Regions from separate parts of the Homo sapiens genome. Here region 1 is linked to region 2. A link is a loop called in an ENCODE intact Hi-C map of the cell type or tissue named here. Cell type or tissue: endothelial cell of umbilical vein. All regions are shown on one strand.

Region 1 (8,000 bases), 220 kb before region 2:
CTTCTCCATCTGAAGGAGAGAAGGGTGTAGCCTGGGCCCTTGTGAAGGAGGCTCAGGCCCTGCCTTTGCTCCATGCTGCTCTTGGGAATGATCTCGAAGGTGTAGCTGAAGCACTGAATCACACATGGGTAGTGATGATGGATGGGCCCTAAGGCTGCAGTTCTTATGGCATAACTAGAGCTGCCTTCGCTGAAGGAAGAATGCTGTCATGTTGGGGTTTCTGGCATCGGGACAGAGAGGGGATATATCCCAGCACTTCTCTGAAAGCGAACTTCCATTCAGCCTCTGCTGGGTCAGGCATCAGTGCTGGGATGAGGAGGTGTGGCAGGGGGTGGTCCAGAGCTATCTGTAGGACAAGCCCCGCTGAGGGGCACCAGCTCTCCCTCTAGGAGGCTGAGAGTGGGTAGTGGGTGGGGGGTCCTGCCTGTCACCAACAGGAGGAGGGAGAGGAGAGAATGAAGAGGGGAGGTGGCAGATAGATGGATCTGCAAGGAAGCAAGGGGAGGAGAGAAGGGGCAGAGCTGGGGGGCAGCTGGAGGGGTGTGGGGGTGCTCCTCACAGGGGAGGGCAGGGTGGCTCCTTCCTCGTTTCCCACCTTGTAGCACTCCCCGTTCCTGGCCCAGGGCATCTGAAGCTGGAGGACCCACTTCTCACTGTCGCCGGGTCCCTTTGGACCCCAACATACTCACCCCAAACTTGCCTGGCAAACAAAGCTCGGACAGCATTGGGGTGGCCCCACTGGTGTCTCAGACAATCCAAACGGGCAAAGCCACGCCCTAGGCAATCCATGCCTAGGGCGCCTGCTCCCGCCCCTAACTGGACAGCCTTGGCTAGCTAGAAACCCCATAACCTGAGATAGCGGGGTCCCGTGTCCGCCCCAGGATTGAACCCCTGGCGACCCCAGCTAGTGGTGGGAGAAGCGCAGCCTGCTTGACTTCTGATCTGGGGGCCACTTCTGGGTCCTCCTGTCCCTTTTCCCTCCCTGAGGAACCCCTCTAGTTCTGCCAGGCTGGGTCAGGGTCTCAGGCCCCTCACTCATCCACGGATGCAAGTCTGGCCAACATAGCCAGGGTCAAAGCCAGGGCCAGGGCAGGGGCTGGAGGTGAGGGCTGTGGCGTGGACTGCATCCCGGCTGGCTGAGTGTCAGGACTTTCGAGGTGTGATGGTGACTGATCCATGCGGGGGTTATGAGTACTGGTCTTGAAACCAGAGAGACCTGGGTTCGAATCCCCGCTCTCCTACTTGGCTGTCAAACCTTGAACAAGTCACCTCACCTCTCTGTGGCAGTTTCCTCACTTGTAAAATTGGGTTGATGAGGATTAAATGCTTTAATGTACCTCAAGTGCCTAGCCCAGGACCTGGCATACAGTAGGTGCTCAATAAATGCTTATCTTTTCTCCTCTGTCTCTGTCATCCTGCACATCCCTGTGATTCATGGTTTACATATAGCTTTACACATATCACTTCCTTTGTTGCAAAGCTTCAATTTTCCCCTCCGGAGGCTGCTGCATACAGTAGGTGTGCAATAAATGCCTGCTGTAGTTGACTAAGAAACCAATTGCTGCTGTTCTGTGGGGATTTTGGCAAACCTAAGAGCTTCCATCCATGTGCCCTAGGAGGCCTGGGATGAAAGCTGTGCCAGGCTGGCCTCAGTGGTGGTAAAGCCATTGATTCCACAATTTGTCCCTTGTTTTTCCTTCTCCTCAAGTCAGCAGGACACCTGGTCCTCATTAGGGGCTAATTACTGGCCAACTGTGGGCCTGGGGTTGGGGGTGCTGCTTGGAAGACTGTGTTTGGAGGAAAAGAGCTTTCTTTTCAGGAATGAAAAAATAAGACAGAAGGCTTTTTGTTCTATGAATCAAAAATTTGGGTGAAGATCTCTGCTGGCCCCATCTCCCCCGCCGTTCCCCCTCCCCATCTTCCCTGCTCCCCACCTACACAGATGTCTGTGGAGCCTCCAGACAGGGCGCTCCCACCCACAGCTGAGATTCAAGTCTGGATTAGCTGGGAGCCTCCCCCTGCCTTGTTGCTAGCTGGGCAGAGAAACACAGGCCTGGAAAATAATGGCAACCAGCACGGCGGTAATAACCCGGCTGGCGCATCTCTGCTGGGGCTTCCCAGTTTACAAAAAACATTCACCTGGTCTCTTGACAACTTTGGGAAGCGTATGTGTTGGCCAACTGTGTCCCTGCTTCCAGATGAGGAAACTGAGGCTCTCAGTGAAAAAGGGATGCTGCGGCTCCAGCGCACACAGGCCTGGCCTTTGCTCAGCCGTAACCTAGGGCTGGAACTCTGGACCAATGCTGAGCAGCATCATGCCAGGCAGACTGGCAGAAAGTCGAGGCCCCTGTGTGCCTTTGGAACTGACCCCTGACCACCTCCCACTGTCTTGGAACAAAGGCTGCTGGACCAGCCGTGCCTGCTCCTCAACTGTCCCCTCTCCAGCTCCTCAGCAAGCTCCCCCGAGGCCCTGAAGCCTCAGTGCTGAACAGAGCTGACCTGGGCCTCTCTGGCATCCTCAGGTCTGGCTCGGGCCTTCTTCCTTCTGCCCTCCAACCTTTCCCATGACTTTGCTTGGCCAGGCATCCTTGGTGGCCATCCCTGACTGCCCCTACCTCCCTGACCACATCTCACCTTCCTCCAACAAGCCCTCCTAGCCCTCCTTCGTGCACGTCGACTTCTCTTTCAAAAGATTCCCTGGAATCCTGATCTCCGTAGCTCTCCTAGTTTCACCTGGGGCCTGCTTAGCTGGGTCAGGAGGTGTGCGTCCATGCCTCCCCAGCCAAGCATGGGACAGAGCACAGGGTGGGAGGGAGGAGGAAAGAAGGAGGCTTAGAACACACTTATAAGAAGGAAGAAGGATGTTCCCACCCAGGGGCAAAAGAAGATTCAAACTTCTCTGAAGCTACAGTGACCTGTGTTATGTGCTGCCTCCATTTCTCCAATTGTTCTTGGAGAACAAGACAACAGAGGGCCCAGTAATACTCACCTCCCTGCCAGCAGAGTTCACCCAACCATGCTGGCCAAGCACTGCTGGTCACTCCTACCTCTAGTGCTTCTTGGACTAAGAGTCCCCGCTCTGGGCAGTGGCTGTGGTTTGGCCCCACCCTTGGCCAGGGTGTTTTGCACCCTCGTTGCCTGGGCCCCACCCAAGAAGCCTGTGGCCAAAGCCAGCTTGCTGGGAAATGGTGTGTGCCTGTGCCCTAGATGGGGTGGTGCCTAAGCAGGGGTGTGCTCCTGCTGCCCAGGGCCCGCCCTCAGGGAATTGGCCCTCTGCCATGAAGGTCACAGAACCTAGGCCACTACTGTGCAAGAGGGCACGGGCTTTAGGCGCTGGCTCAGTGGCCCTGCAGTTTTCTGGCCAAGAGCTCCATGGCAGCGGGCCCTGGGCCTGGGCCTTTGACCTGGGGCCTCTGTTAGGAGTGGTCCTGATCCTGCTTCTGGCAGAGGCACACACAGGGCTCCTCCAAGTACAGGCAGCCAGGCTCAGGAGGGGAGGGAGCAGCCAGTCCCAACAATTACACAGTTCGGGAGCTGAAAAGTTATGTTTGCCACCCTCAGGAGCCAGCTGTGGAAGGGAGGCTGGTGGAGGGCTTTGCCCTGGCCTCTGAGCCACACACAAGCCGTGCTGGGAGGACAAGGGCCGGGGTGGTGAAGGACCCTCTTGGAGCCTTTGCTTTCCAGGAGCAGGCACTCGTCTTCCATATCACACTCACAAAGGCTGGTGGCTTCAGTGGCTGTGACCAGCTGGCCACAGCTGACTCCTCTGGGGTAGTGCTGTTTCTAAATATTAGTTCCTGCTGTTAACCCTTGCTGTGCTGCCCCAGTGGACAGCCGGCTGCCTGCAGACAGAGCCTCTTGGAAGTAGAGTGGACAGTCCCCACCTGGATGAAAAATTTGTGAATATATTTGCTTGAGGGCTGGGTTGGGGCTCCCAGAAGGAGGGTGAGAAATACCTGCTTAGGGCTGGGAATGAGGCTTGCAGTAGATGTCAGGGGATGTGGGTCTGAGCTGGCCACTGGGCAGGGCAGGGGAAAGAAGGTGGGGTCAGGAGCCAGGAGCCCGGTCCTGCCAAGCCTTTTTTTATGTGGCCACAGACAAGTCACTTCGCCTTTCTGTACCCCTTTCCTCATCCGTAAAATGTACAGCCACCGAGGTGCTTGGATGATGGCCTTCAACAGAAGCGCCGGAGCTTTATAAACTCTGAAGTGCCTGGTGGTTATGATGATTTTTATGCCAGGGTCCTGCTGTCTGTGACTCCCCCGAGTCCCTTGGAGGAGAGGCAAGACTGACAACCAAGAGACAGCTGGAGCAAGCTGGTGGGGCTGCTGTTAGCTCGGGCAGGATGGGCAGAGCAAGAGGCAGCTCTCAGTTGGGCAGACTGCAGGGAAGGGTCAGCTTGTCACATGCTGTTGTGGAGAGTCACTCGCTATGTCCCCAGCCTCAACAGCTTAGCCTGGCAGTGCCTGTCAGAGGAGCAGCCATGAATTAGCCAGGAGGGGGCAGTGTTACCTCAATCTTCAAGCCCAGGCCTGTGCCCACCCACCCCAGCCGGCACCCGCTCTTGCTTTGCTGCTGCTGGGTGGACAGGCGCCAGCTCCTGTTGGTCTTGAGGAGGCGAGGGTCTCTGGGGCTGGCATTTGTCCTTCCTCCGTTCTTGGCATCCAGAGCCCCAATTCACCTCTACTCCTGGACACAGGAAGGTGTGAGGGGAGTTCTACCTTGACCTGGCAGCCCGAGGCCAGCCTGAGGCATGGAGGGGATGCGGCTGAGGTCAGCGGAGGGGCTGGGAGGGAGGGTGGGAGCCATGGAGGGAGTGGGAGGGAGGAGGGGGGTGAGAAGAGCCCCCAGACCCAATGGCTTAGGCAGAGGCACGCTGTTCCGCAGAGTAGAGGGAGATGGGAAGAGAGCACTGCTTCAGAACCGGTGTCTAATGGCTCATCCTTGTAAACCTGAACAATTTCCAGGTTTTAATTTAAAGTGAAAATTGAGGCTGGGTGTGGTGGCTCAAGCCTGTAATCCATGCACTTTGGAAGGCCGAGGTGGGCAGATGACTTGAAGCCAGGAGTTCAAGACCAGTCTGGACAACATGGCGAGACCCTGTCTCTACTAAAAATACAAAAATAAGCCGAGCATGGTGGCAGGCACCTGTCATCTCAGCTACTTGGGAGGCTGAGGTGGGAGGATTGCTTGAGCCCAGGAGATGGAGGCTGCAGTGAGCTGTGATCGTACCACTACACTCCACACTCCAGCCTGGGAGACAGAGCAAGACCTTGTTTCAAAAAAAAAAAAAAGAAAAGAAAACTGAATTGAAGACCTAACTTTGGTCAGAAAGGAACAGAGGATATAATATTCTTTGGAATATTTTTAAAAGCACACATACTACTAAATATTTAGGAAACAGCCTGTGGTAAACCCCTCTAGGGATGTTCTTGATTCTGGGCCCTGAGGTCTCCTCTCCATCCCACCTGCCCCCAGGCCCTGGGCTTTGTGTCTGCCCATCATCTCAACAAGGCTGGCCTGGGCTGGCTCTCGGGAGGCTGTGGGAGCTCGGGGACCCGTCTGTCTTGTGGCAGATTAGACAGATGTCATTTTGCAGACAGTGCCATTTATCACGGCAGCTGCAAAAATTAGTGATGCTTGGTCTGTAAGTGTTGGGTGGGGGTGGGAGCTGGCAGGTGACAGCAGCCAATGCTCCCCAGTGTTACCAGGTCAGGGAACTGCAGGCCAACCTCTGAATAGGGGTTTTCTGATTTAACACTTAGCCCAGGCGAAGACCTTCTGTTGGAAAGATGAGGAAGCTGGCGCTCGGAGCCTGGAAAAAAATTTGGTCATATGACAATTATTATTATTATTTTGAGATAGGATCTTGCTCTGTTGCCCAGGCCAGAGTGCAGTGGCACAATCTTGGCTCACTGCAGTAGCTGGGACTACAGGCACACGCCACCATACCTGATTAATTTTTAAATTTTTTTGTAGAGACGTGGTCTTGCTATGTTGCCCAGGCTGGTCTCAAACTCATGGCCTCAAGTGATCCTCCCACCTGCGCCTCCCAAAGTGGGATTACAGGCCTCAGCCACCATGCCCAGCCCACGTGACAGATTAGTGGCCCATCTCTAAATAAAGGTCTAGGTCCTGTGTGTGACCAGGACCAGGGCTCAGTGGGTGACCAGGACCAGGGCTCGTCTGGGGTGAAGTGCTTTACTTCTATTAGGACTAAGTATTATTTTTGCCTTTATGGCTCAGTCTAGGACAGACCTTCAGCCTGGCCCCAGCTGTCACCAGACAGGGGCAGGATTGGGAGCTGGCCCTGGAGCTAGGACTCACTCTTGGGGTGGGTTTATGGTCCCAAGGGAAGGGGAGAAGGAGGATGGAGGGTTCAGAAGGAATATTGGGGGGGTGGTGAAGATGTTCAGATGAGAGATGGCCCCGCAATCAAAGGGATGCCGACTCCAGGGAAGATGAATGGGGCCTCCCTTGTGCCTCGGCTTGCAAAATGACAGGGTCGTTTAGCTTGGGATTGACCTTTGGTTGAAGCAGTCCCATCGCTTGACGTTGCCTTTCCTGTGGTAGTGCCCCCAGAGACGTGACCTGCAGAAGGTCAGGCACGGCCTTCCAGGTCTGGCCAACTGCTGCGTGGCCCCTTCTGAACAACTCAGGGGGTTCTCGCTTGACCTTGCAGGAAGCCCTGGTTTGATCCTTGTAGGACTTGAATCCGTATCTTTAGGTCACTAGACCCCAGAGCCTGGCACTTGATCACACACAAAGCCCCCATCCATCCATCCATTCATTCAACAAACATTTGCTAAGCTCCTGCCCTGTGCCAGGCTCTGGCTGGGTCCGGGGATACGAAGACTTGGTCTTCACCTGGAGCCCTGGCCTCCAGGAGGTCTGAGGCTGTGTCAGTGAGAGGGTGGGAATTCACCCTCTCCCGCCACGAGGAGACGTTGGAGGGTGGATGAGGCTCGCTGCCTGGCAGGAGGCCCACCTGAGGTTCCTCCCTTCTCTCTAGGGGGCAAGACAGGCCTGGCTCCATGTTGGGTTACCTCAGCCAGGGCTTGGTGCTGACATCACAGTCCCACGAGCCTCCTGGACACTGGCTGGGGTGGGGGCTGGTCTCTGTTGTTCCACTGTTGCTGGAGGGAACCCCAAGGCCAACTGCCACTCTGGTTCCCAGGACCTGGGGGGATGGTGGCCCTGGGCCAGGAGCAGAAGAGGGGCCCTGCCTGCAGGGACACATGGACACACCATCTGGAGGCACACAGGTAGGGGCTGTGCACACACACATGTCCCTTACCGCACACACGTGGAGCAAGACACACACACAAATGCACAGACCCACACCTTACTCCACACACACACACCTGGTACCACCACTGCCTTCAAACGCATGCTTCATGCTAGTCACGGGAAAAAGCAGACGCGACCCACACTTATACCACACATGCGCACAGGCCCCACGCCATGCACAGCCACACCTCTTACTCCCCCCACCCCACCCCGTCCCTCTCTCCCAGGAATCTCATCTCCTGCACAGATATGCACCCACCCAGGCTCACTGGCGCCCCCCACTGCCCTGGAGAAGTAAGTCCACAAACCATGAGATGCCGCCACATCCAGAGAGAGGTGGGATGGCTGATGGGAGGGAGGTCAGAAGAGTCCCTGCATTCCCCCAGGAGAGGGGACCGCTGGCTGCTCTCAGCCCTCCAGCCTGGGGCCTGGCCTCTGGGCGCTGTGCACGTGGTCATGAGAGGGCACTCCCATGAAGACAAGCCAGGTCCCCACTCCTGCTCCCAGCACTCAGAGATGCCCACCCTCGGGGCTGCTCAGGCACAGGAGGACTAAACAGGAGCTCCTGCCACCAGCTCCTTACAGGGTGGGGTCAGGAGCTGGTGGGAGGACACATCCCCCTGAGTCCTGGGGTCAGGGGCCGCGTGGCCTTGCTCACTGGCAGGGAGTTGCCCACCCCTGCCGTTTCTCCCGCTCCCTCTTCCTCTCAG
Region 2 (8,000 bases):
TCAGCTATTAGTGACAGTGGCCAGGGATTTGGGGAGGATTTCTGTCTCATTTCCCAGAGCTTTCAGCAAGCCTCCTCCCTTTCCACCCCTCCGCCTGCCAGGGCTGAGAATGCAAACGCATGCGCGCGCGCACACACACACACACACACACACACACACACACACACACACTGCTCCTGTGTGGCAGAAGAGAGGAAGGGAGAGAGAAATCTGGGTCAGTCTCCCAGGGAAGGCTCTGTGGCAGCTCCCCACCTTCCCCAGCAGATGCTTGGTGTTGCACGCTCAGCCGAGGTCCGAAGGCAAGGCTTGCCCGGGTCCTGCCCCAGCCTCTGCCAGAGGGGCTCTGCCTTGGGAGCCCAGGCTTGCCCTGCTTAGCCCCTCCCTGGGCCTCCCTGTCCAGGTGACCTCACTCTTGGGCCTGAGCATTTCCTCTGCCAGGCCCCAGGACTCATGGGTCATTTATGCCACACTCAGCTGATTGCATGGAGGGTGACAGAGGCTCTCCCCATCCCCCACTCGACCCTTCAGCTTCAGCCCCTGGGACTTGGGATATGAGCGGCAGAGTGGTAGGGGAGGCCCGTATCTCTGGAACTGGGGCGTGTAAGCGCACCCCCACGCAGAGAACACCCAAACACTGAGGAAGGACCCCTACTGGTGGGATTTCAGGCAGTGGGGCAGGGGCTGGGGGTCTGGGTAGGATGCCTCAGAGGTGGGAAGGGGTTTCTGAGAGAAGGGCAGATAAATACCTGAAGATGTCACTGCCATTTCAGGATACATCTTGGGTGGGGATTTAGCTAAAGCCCTGAGTGGTTAAACGGGTCCCCTAGACAGGACCAAAGTCCAGGGTGGAGTTCTACCCCACCAGTGAGCTCAGGCAGACGTTCACTGGACTGGGTGGCAGGGGGAGGTGGCAGGGTTTCCTGCCTGAACCAGGCCCTATTTAGCCAAGAAAACTGAATCATGGGGAATGACCACCGTTTAAGCCACCCAGGGATCCTGGAAGCCTCCCCACCCCCGACCACTGATAGACACCAAAGCCGCTTTCTTCTTCCGCCCTCGCACCGCACACAGTTCTAGGTGACCCAGCACATCTCTGCTTCCTTCTACCAGGGCATGGCCATGCGTGGGGAATGTTTACTGAATGCAGGAAGAGATGGTTGATTTGATTTAAGTTAGATATTAGGAAGGACTTCCAGATGCCACTGGGGCAGACTTAGCCCTGGACTGGATGTCTATGGAGGTGAGGCTGATCCTCAAAAAGCCTGTCAGGTTGGGGGTGACCCCCGGCATCCCCACCTTCCCCCAGAGGCGGAGTCCTGCCTTTCGAGTGTGGTGAAGCACCGGCTTCCTTCCTGCAGGGGCCTTGCTTGTCCCAGAGCCTCCTGCAGTGCCTGTCTTTTTCCCAGCCCAGGGAGTGTGGGTTCTGTGCGGTGGTCAGCTACTGAAATATTGCTGTCATCGTGTGCATCTGTTGGTATACACATGTGCAGTGTGTGTGCCTGCGTGTGACCAAGCTGAGGGCACATGTGCACAGGATGGCTCAGGAGTCAGTCCATCGACTTCAAAGTATTTTAAAATATAGAACCAGAGACCTTCTGGCTTCAGAAGGGGCTAAAAGGATTGATTTTTAGGTCACAGAGAGGCAGGCAGGCCTGCCTTCACCCACCAGCCCTTCATGGAGTAGAGACCCCCAGGCTGGGCATTCAGGGAAACCCAGGGCCAAGGAAGCTAGTCCTTGGCCTTGAGCTGGGGGCTGCTAAAGAGGAGTTAGAGGGGGCTGGAAAGGCTTCAAGAGAGGGTGGAGGGTATTGGCTTTGAGAGAAGGTGAGGGTGGGGTCATGTTCTCAGTTGGGGCTGGGCAGCCTGTTCCCTCTTTGAGAACCTCATAGAAAAGGGTTTCCTGCCCCCTCATCCCCAAGGGCTCCAGCCAACCCCATCCTTCCTCCCTCTGACCGCCCTTCTCTCATTCCCCACAGCCAGGCCAAGCTGTAACTTAGTGCTCAGAGGCCCCTTGGGCAGGAGCTGGGGCAGCTGAGCAGGGTGGGGTGGGGGTAGGAGCTACCAGTACCACGCCTTCCCTCTGCTAACCCTACCTGACTGGGGCTGTGCACTGGGGCCCCAGAACTGTGTAGGCCAGGGTCACACACACTCACATATGTGGGTCCTCCTGGATCAATGGGGTATGGAGCTGGAAAAGGTCTAATTCAATCTGTCAGCCAGTTATAAGTTATTGTACTGGAAGTGGCTCTTGCCTCAACCTACCTACCATCTCCTCTTGCCCCATCCAGAGGTCATGGAAGCTCCCGTTGAGGGGAGTCGGGCAGGGTGGGTGCAGGCAGCATCCTGGGCAGGAGTGGCCCATGAGGATTGGGAAAGAATCAGAGACAGCATCCTCTCCTCCAGACCATGGGCCCTGGAAGGGTCTCCAAGACTCTCTGGGTCAGCACAGCCCTTGTCCACACAGGGAAACTGAGGCCCAGCAAAGGTAGAGGGCTGGCCTGTCCCTGTGTGAGATGTGGGCCATGCTGTCTCTGTTTGCTCAGGCCCCGCTGGGAAGGGCAGGAGGGAAAAAGAAGCAGAGGGTGGGGCGATCAGTAGGGGAAAGAGGACAAGGGTCTAGGGTGCTGTGAGGCACACTTCAGGCTGTTTACCCAGCAGTGTTTGAGCCCTCGGGCCAGAGAAGGTCTTGCCTTCTGCCCTCTCAGGGATGGTGGCCCAACCCAGGAAACAGATAGTGTCTGGCGCTGAGTCTCATTGGGGGCTTCAAATGAACTGGCAAGGCACTGTCATTCCCATTTCATAGATATCCAAACTGAGACCCAAAGAGAGGCCTGCCTCTGGGAGGTCTTCCACAGCTGAATACCCTCAGCGAGGAGGCTCTGCTTGCTGCCTGAGGCAGAGCTGGGAGTAGCTCCTCTGGGAGGGTGGGCATTGGGGGCAGCTTGTCCCCAGGACTTCCCAGCCTTCCCTGTTTGTTCCCATGCTGTCCAAGAACTTCTTCTGCAAGTCTGACCACAGTCCCTCCTGCTTTAATTTCATCCCACCACTCATGCGAGATCTTGTCAATCCAAAGGTCTCTCTGTCCCTCTGCCTTCTTGGTGTGGGGTGGGTCTGGGGGCTCAGGCACTGTCCCTGCAACCTGGCTGGCTCCTGAGGGCAAGGGATGAAGCTAACCCATCCCAGCCTGCCCACCCAGGCCAGTTTGAAAATCGGCTCGCCTTTGCCCAGCATTGCAATTCTCATCACAGCCTCTGCCCATCTCATTTCTGTTAAACTCATTTGCCAGCTGAAGGCCTTCATTTTCCACTCTGTTTGCCCATAATCACCCCCTGACCCTGTCCTGTCTCCCCAAACTCTCCCTGCAGTGCCCAGCACTGTGATGAGCAGGCAGCCAGGCTCAGGCACAGCCGCAGCCCTCCATCCATCCCTCCCGCCTGTCTTGGGAAGAGGCCTGTGCTCCAGGCAGGGATCTCATCCCTGCCTCTGTGCATTCCTCTACTCCCAAACCAGACACTGGGAAAACTACAGACAGACTCTCAGCCCTTGAAGGCTACTCACCCTCCACTCTCTGCCTGTCCACCCAGGCCAGGAAGGCACTGTTCTAAACACTGTGCATGTATGAAGTCCCTTAATTCATCCACTAGCCCGAATGAATTTCTAATTGGTGGGAGTTTAAGGAGAAATGTTGACAAAGGGAAACTGAGGGAGCAAGAGGCAAACTTCTCCCTCCTCCAGGGCTCCATCCCTGCTCCCACTTGGTACAGAGAATAGAGCCCAGCTGTTGCTGCAAACCATGTCAGGCATCTGCTGAGGTCGCCTCGGGAGAGCAAGGGAGACTCTGCTCTCCCCCCAGGGCTCACCATTCTCCCATGAGATGCCTGCAAGGGTGGGGCTTCAGGCCAGGCACCCTCCCCTCCGGATCTCAGAGCACCCCTGAGAAAGTCCCTTGGCGCCGAGTATCATCACACAGACTGTGGGAGGAATCAGAAGTAATGTCCTCTGAGGCCTCGGCACCCCTCCACGTCTTACCATGGCTGAACCTCCGCCTGGCCCCCTGGACACCCTTGACTCTACTCCAGGCTGGACATGCCCGAGGGCCCATTTCTAAGCCTATTTACCATGAGCCTCAAACGAACCCTATAGAGTGAGTGGAGCTGGGACAAGGATCCCCATTTTGCCGGCAGGGAGATCGAGGCTCAGAGAGGAGAAGTAACTGTGCCAACTCCTCCTCTTCAGAATGGTCTGATGATCTCTTCCTGGAGCATAGTGTAGGGAAGGGTTTATTGCATTCTAACAAGGACTTTCACTATTTTAAACAGAAGAATGTGCAATAATGGTACGATTCCAGGCCCCGCCCCTTTCCTCTCCACCAGGAGGTCTTCTGGTTCCCAGGGTGCCCTCTGCTGGAGGAGGCTAGGCAGCTGCTCTAGGCTGGCCCCACCCCACCCCACCCCAGCCTCTCCCGCCCCACCAGCTTTCAAGGTCAGGCTGCCTGGTAATACAGTAATTGATCTGGGAGACTTCCATTATAAATCTGCCAGCTGGCCAGGTGGCACGCCCCATGGTCCATCCCATCCAGCCCCCCATGGTAATGACCACTCCTCTGTTCCTGTGTGGGAAGGTGACTGGCCACTCTTTGCTTCTCCCCATCCACTACCCCTGTAGGCAGGAGCCCAGGGACTCTGAACTCAGACAGAGGTGACATGGTTCTGAACTGACCTCACACTTCAACTGCTGTGTGGTCTCAGGCAAACTACATGCCCTCTCTGAGCCTCCATGTCCACAACTGGAACATGGTTCTGGTCAGATGGCCTTAAGGATCCACTGTGACAAAGTGGGAACCGAAAGAGTGTCCATTGTGATGAGGGCTCCCTTGAGACCTCTGCTTGAGGGTCCTTGGATGGGGGAGTCCTAGGTAGGGCATGATTGCACCTGTCTCTCTCAGCAAGTCAGGGAAGACTTCTTAGAAGAGGTGGCATTTGGGCTGGGTCTTGGAAGATGACAGGACTCCCTAAGGTTTGGGAGTGGGGACAGTGGTGCATGGTGTTCTGGGGACGGCAGGAAAGGGTCCTGTACAGAGCCATGACCAGCCCAGAGCATTAGGGTTTTTTCCTTGCAAATCTAACCCCATCAAGCCCTGCTTATACGCTTCAGTGGCTCCCATTGCCCTACGGCTGAAGTCCCAGCTCCCTGAGGAAGCTTCAGATCTAGTCCCAGCCAGCTTCTCCAGGCACCCAAGCCACTGCCCTTGCCCCCAGGGCTCCAACCTTAATGAATTTTTAAAATTCTCTACAATCTGTGACCTTTGCACCAAGCTGCTCCCTAGTTTGACTCAATGACCACAATAAAATTGAATCCTGTGACTAGATAAAATCTCCACTCCACTCTATTCCAGGGCCCACGGGCCCTTTGTGATCTGCCTGCCTCCCTTTCCCCTGCTCCTCTCCCACTCCGTCCTCGCTCAGTCTTAGCTCCTCTGTTGCCCCCCAGATCTTCACATTGCTGGTTTCATCATGTTCAGGACTCAGCTCAAGTGTACTCAACCTAAAGTAGCCTTCAGGTGACAGTCATCCTGGTTTGCCCAGAACCGAGGTGTCTCCTAGGATGCAAAACTCTTAGTGCTGAAAGCAGACATTCCCAGACAAATGGGGATGATTGGTCACCCTCATTTCTTTCCAGTCCCTACTGCCAGGCCTGCCTGCTTTCTTTTCTTCCTCTTTCTTTTGTTGGAAGTCCCAGTTTGTCAGTCTGTTATTACTTGCGGATCGGCTGCCTTCCCCTGGCCTTGAGCTGCTGGAGAACAAGCCTGCATCTGCCAGTTCAGCACTGAGTCCCCCTTGCCCAGAACCACGTGCGGTGAGAACGGTGCTCAGCACCAGCACCAGAGCATGCCTGGTCAGTGTTTGTTGAGCGAATGGGTGAAGTGTGTACACAGACTGTTTCACTGTGGACCTGGCCTCTCCTCTCCTCTCTGGGCCTCAGTTTCCCATCTGTACTACAAGGGTGGGCTTTGGGAGTCCCAGAGAGGGCTCTCCAAGCCCCAGTGCCCCCACATGCAGGAAGTGAAGAGAAGAGCTACTGCCCAGCTCGGTGTGAAGGGCTGGGCATGCGCCGGACTCCAGGGTGGGCAGGGCAGGGCGGCCCTGCTGACGGGGAAGTGTCACAGTCCTCACCTTCCTAGACATCCCGCCGTCACCTGAGGGCCATTTCTGGGCCAGGCCGTTGGTCCAGACCCCAGGTTGGGGGCATCCAGAGTGATGGTGCCGACTGCCAAGCCCCACTCCCCTCCCACCCCCGGGAAACAGATGGCCCAAGCTTGGGCGGGCGGCAGAGACGGGGACTGGCATTTGTGTGTGTGTGCGGTTTTTTAAAAATCTGACACATTTTTGTCACGTCTTGGTGCATCAGAACAGTAAAGGAGGCGGGAGTGTGAAGAATGTTTTAACTCGCAACTTTGTAACAGTTCCAGTTTCTCCGGGCCTCCTCCCCCTCCCTCAAGCCCCCGCGGCGGAGCCTCCAAGTCCATCTGTTCCCGAATCTCTACTCCCTGCCCCCCTAAATCCATCCCTCCTTCCTTCAGTTGAGGGGGAGAGATCCTCAGAGGAAGCAGCTTGGGCCCTTCAGAGGACCCTGGGCAGGGAGGCAGGGGACCTACTTCTGGGCCCGGCTTTACCCCAGGCTCGCTGTGTGACCTTGTAGAGCTCTAACCCTCTCTGGGCCCCATCTGTGTGCTCCTAGGGGTCAAGCCTATCCCCTTTGGGGTTCCTTGATTCTGATAGTCATGGGAATGTCTGGGGAGAAGAGTTGGAAATGGAGTGTGCAGGAGGGATCAAGATGGGGAGTTTGGGGATTCAGGACACCCAGAGAGAATGGCCTGAGCTGGTGAAGGGGCCACATTCATGAACACTGAGTGGGTCCCAACCTTCACTGCCCTCAGGCTTGGGGCTTGCGTTCCCCCACCCCCGGCCCCTCATCCACCTAGCCTGCCCAGGGTGGTTCTTTCAAGATGCCCCATGACTAGCTGAGGTCTGGGGCAGCTACCTGAGGTCAGGGGAGGGAGGAGGAGCCAGGCAGTACCAGGGACCCAGGCATCCCTGTCTGAGCCCTAGAAAAAGAGGCAGGATGAGTATCAAGCCTTAGAAGATTTGCTCCTCAGCTGCCATCCCTCCAGTCCCCAAGCTTGCCTGGCATTAGCTTCCATTTTATATGTCATGGAAATGCCAACTGTCCTCGAAAACCAAGAGTCCACACAGCTGGTAGGAGCTGCCCTGGGTGGGCACGGGGAGAGTTTAGGGGCATGAAGGGGCAGTGTCCTGTGGCAGCTCAGCCAAAGCGAGGGCTCAAGCCTTGCTCCCTCACTGCACAGCTCAGAGACCAGGACTGCTGGGCACCTGTGCAGTAGCTTGGGATGGGGTGGGGCTGGCAGCCAGGGTGCCACTGCCAGGGACAAAGAAACCAGCTCCTGGCTGCACTCCTGTTTTCCCCATCCCTCCACACCTAACATGGAACTCCCAAAGTCCAGGGCATGTATCATGGACAAAGCCAGAGGGACGGGGGAGGCAGAGGGTGCCTAACACACTGGGGGCAGCTTCTGAATATCACCCCACATATCTGCATCCTGGGGAGGGCCGAGGACAGGACTGGGAGTCCCTGCAGGAGGTGGTCTCGTGTGCCCAAGAGGGTGAGCTCTGGACAGGGCAGCCGAGGGAACCAACATGGCCCCCGTTGCAGCCCAAGCCCCAGACCCCAAGGCCCCTCTGAGCCGGTGCCACACGAGTCTCACCATATGGGCGCAGGGCGGCTGCGGGGGGAGGAGCTGGAGTTGCCATGAGAACCCGCACACTGGCATTTCCTCTTTTGGGGAGGCTGAACCATACTTCGCAGGCGGTGTAGGCTTCTGAATCCCATTTCTCTGTGTTTTTTAGGAAGGGAAAAAGGGCAGAGGAAGGGGGTGGAAAAAGACAAGGAGGGAGAGAGAGAGAGTCAGAGGCAGCCAGGAG

What was found. Peaks named below come from ENCODE experiments on the same cell type or tissue, not always from the same donor. Only the 100,000 strongest peaks of a DNase experiment are listed, where the experiment ranks them.
Region 1: a loop joins it to region 2, with 2.9 times the contacts of the local background. A loop is called at or near these places in 3 of 110 quality-filtered maps.

The regions. Positions count from the first base shown.
Region 1 is chr15:77,871,796-77,879,795 of GRCh38, reverse strand. It overlaps the pseudogene CSPG4P13. Among named protein-coding and RNA genes, the nearest start is that of TBC1D2B, 200 kb to the left of the region's middle. RefSeq lists enhancers at 371-871, 7,727-8,000. In endothelial cell of umbilical vein, a CTCF peak has its summit at 4,497 (motif pointing right); no DNase peak of the experiment used is centred here.
Region 2 is chr15:77,656,302-77,664,301 of GRCh38, reverse strand. LINGO1-AS2 (LINGO1 antisense RNA 2) reads right to left here and starts at 4,251. Exons shown (of 3, transcript NR_120362.1): 1 at 4,137-4,251. It also overlaps a transcript of LINGO1 not described here. RefSeq lists an enhancer at 3,456-4,377. In endothelial cell of umbilical vein, a CTCF peak has its summit at 4,380 (motif pointing left); no DNase peak of the experiment used is centred here.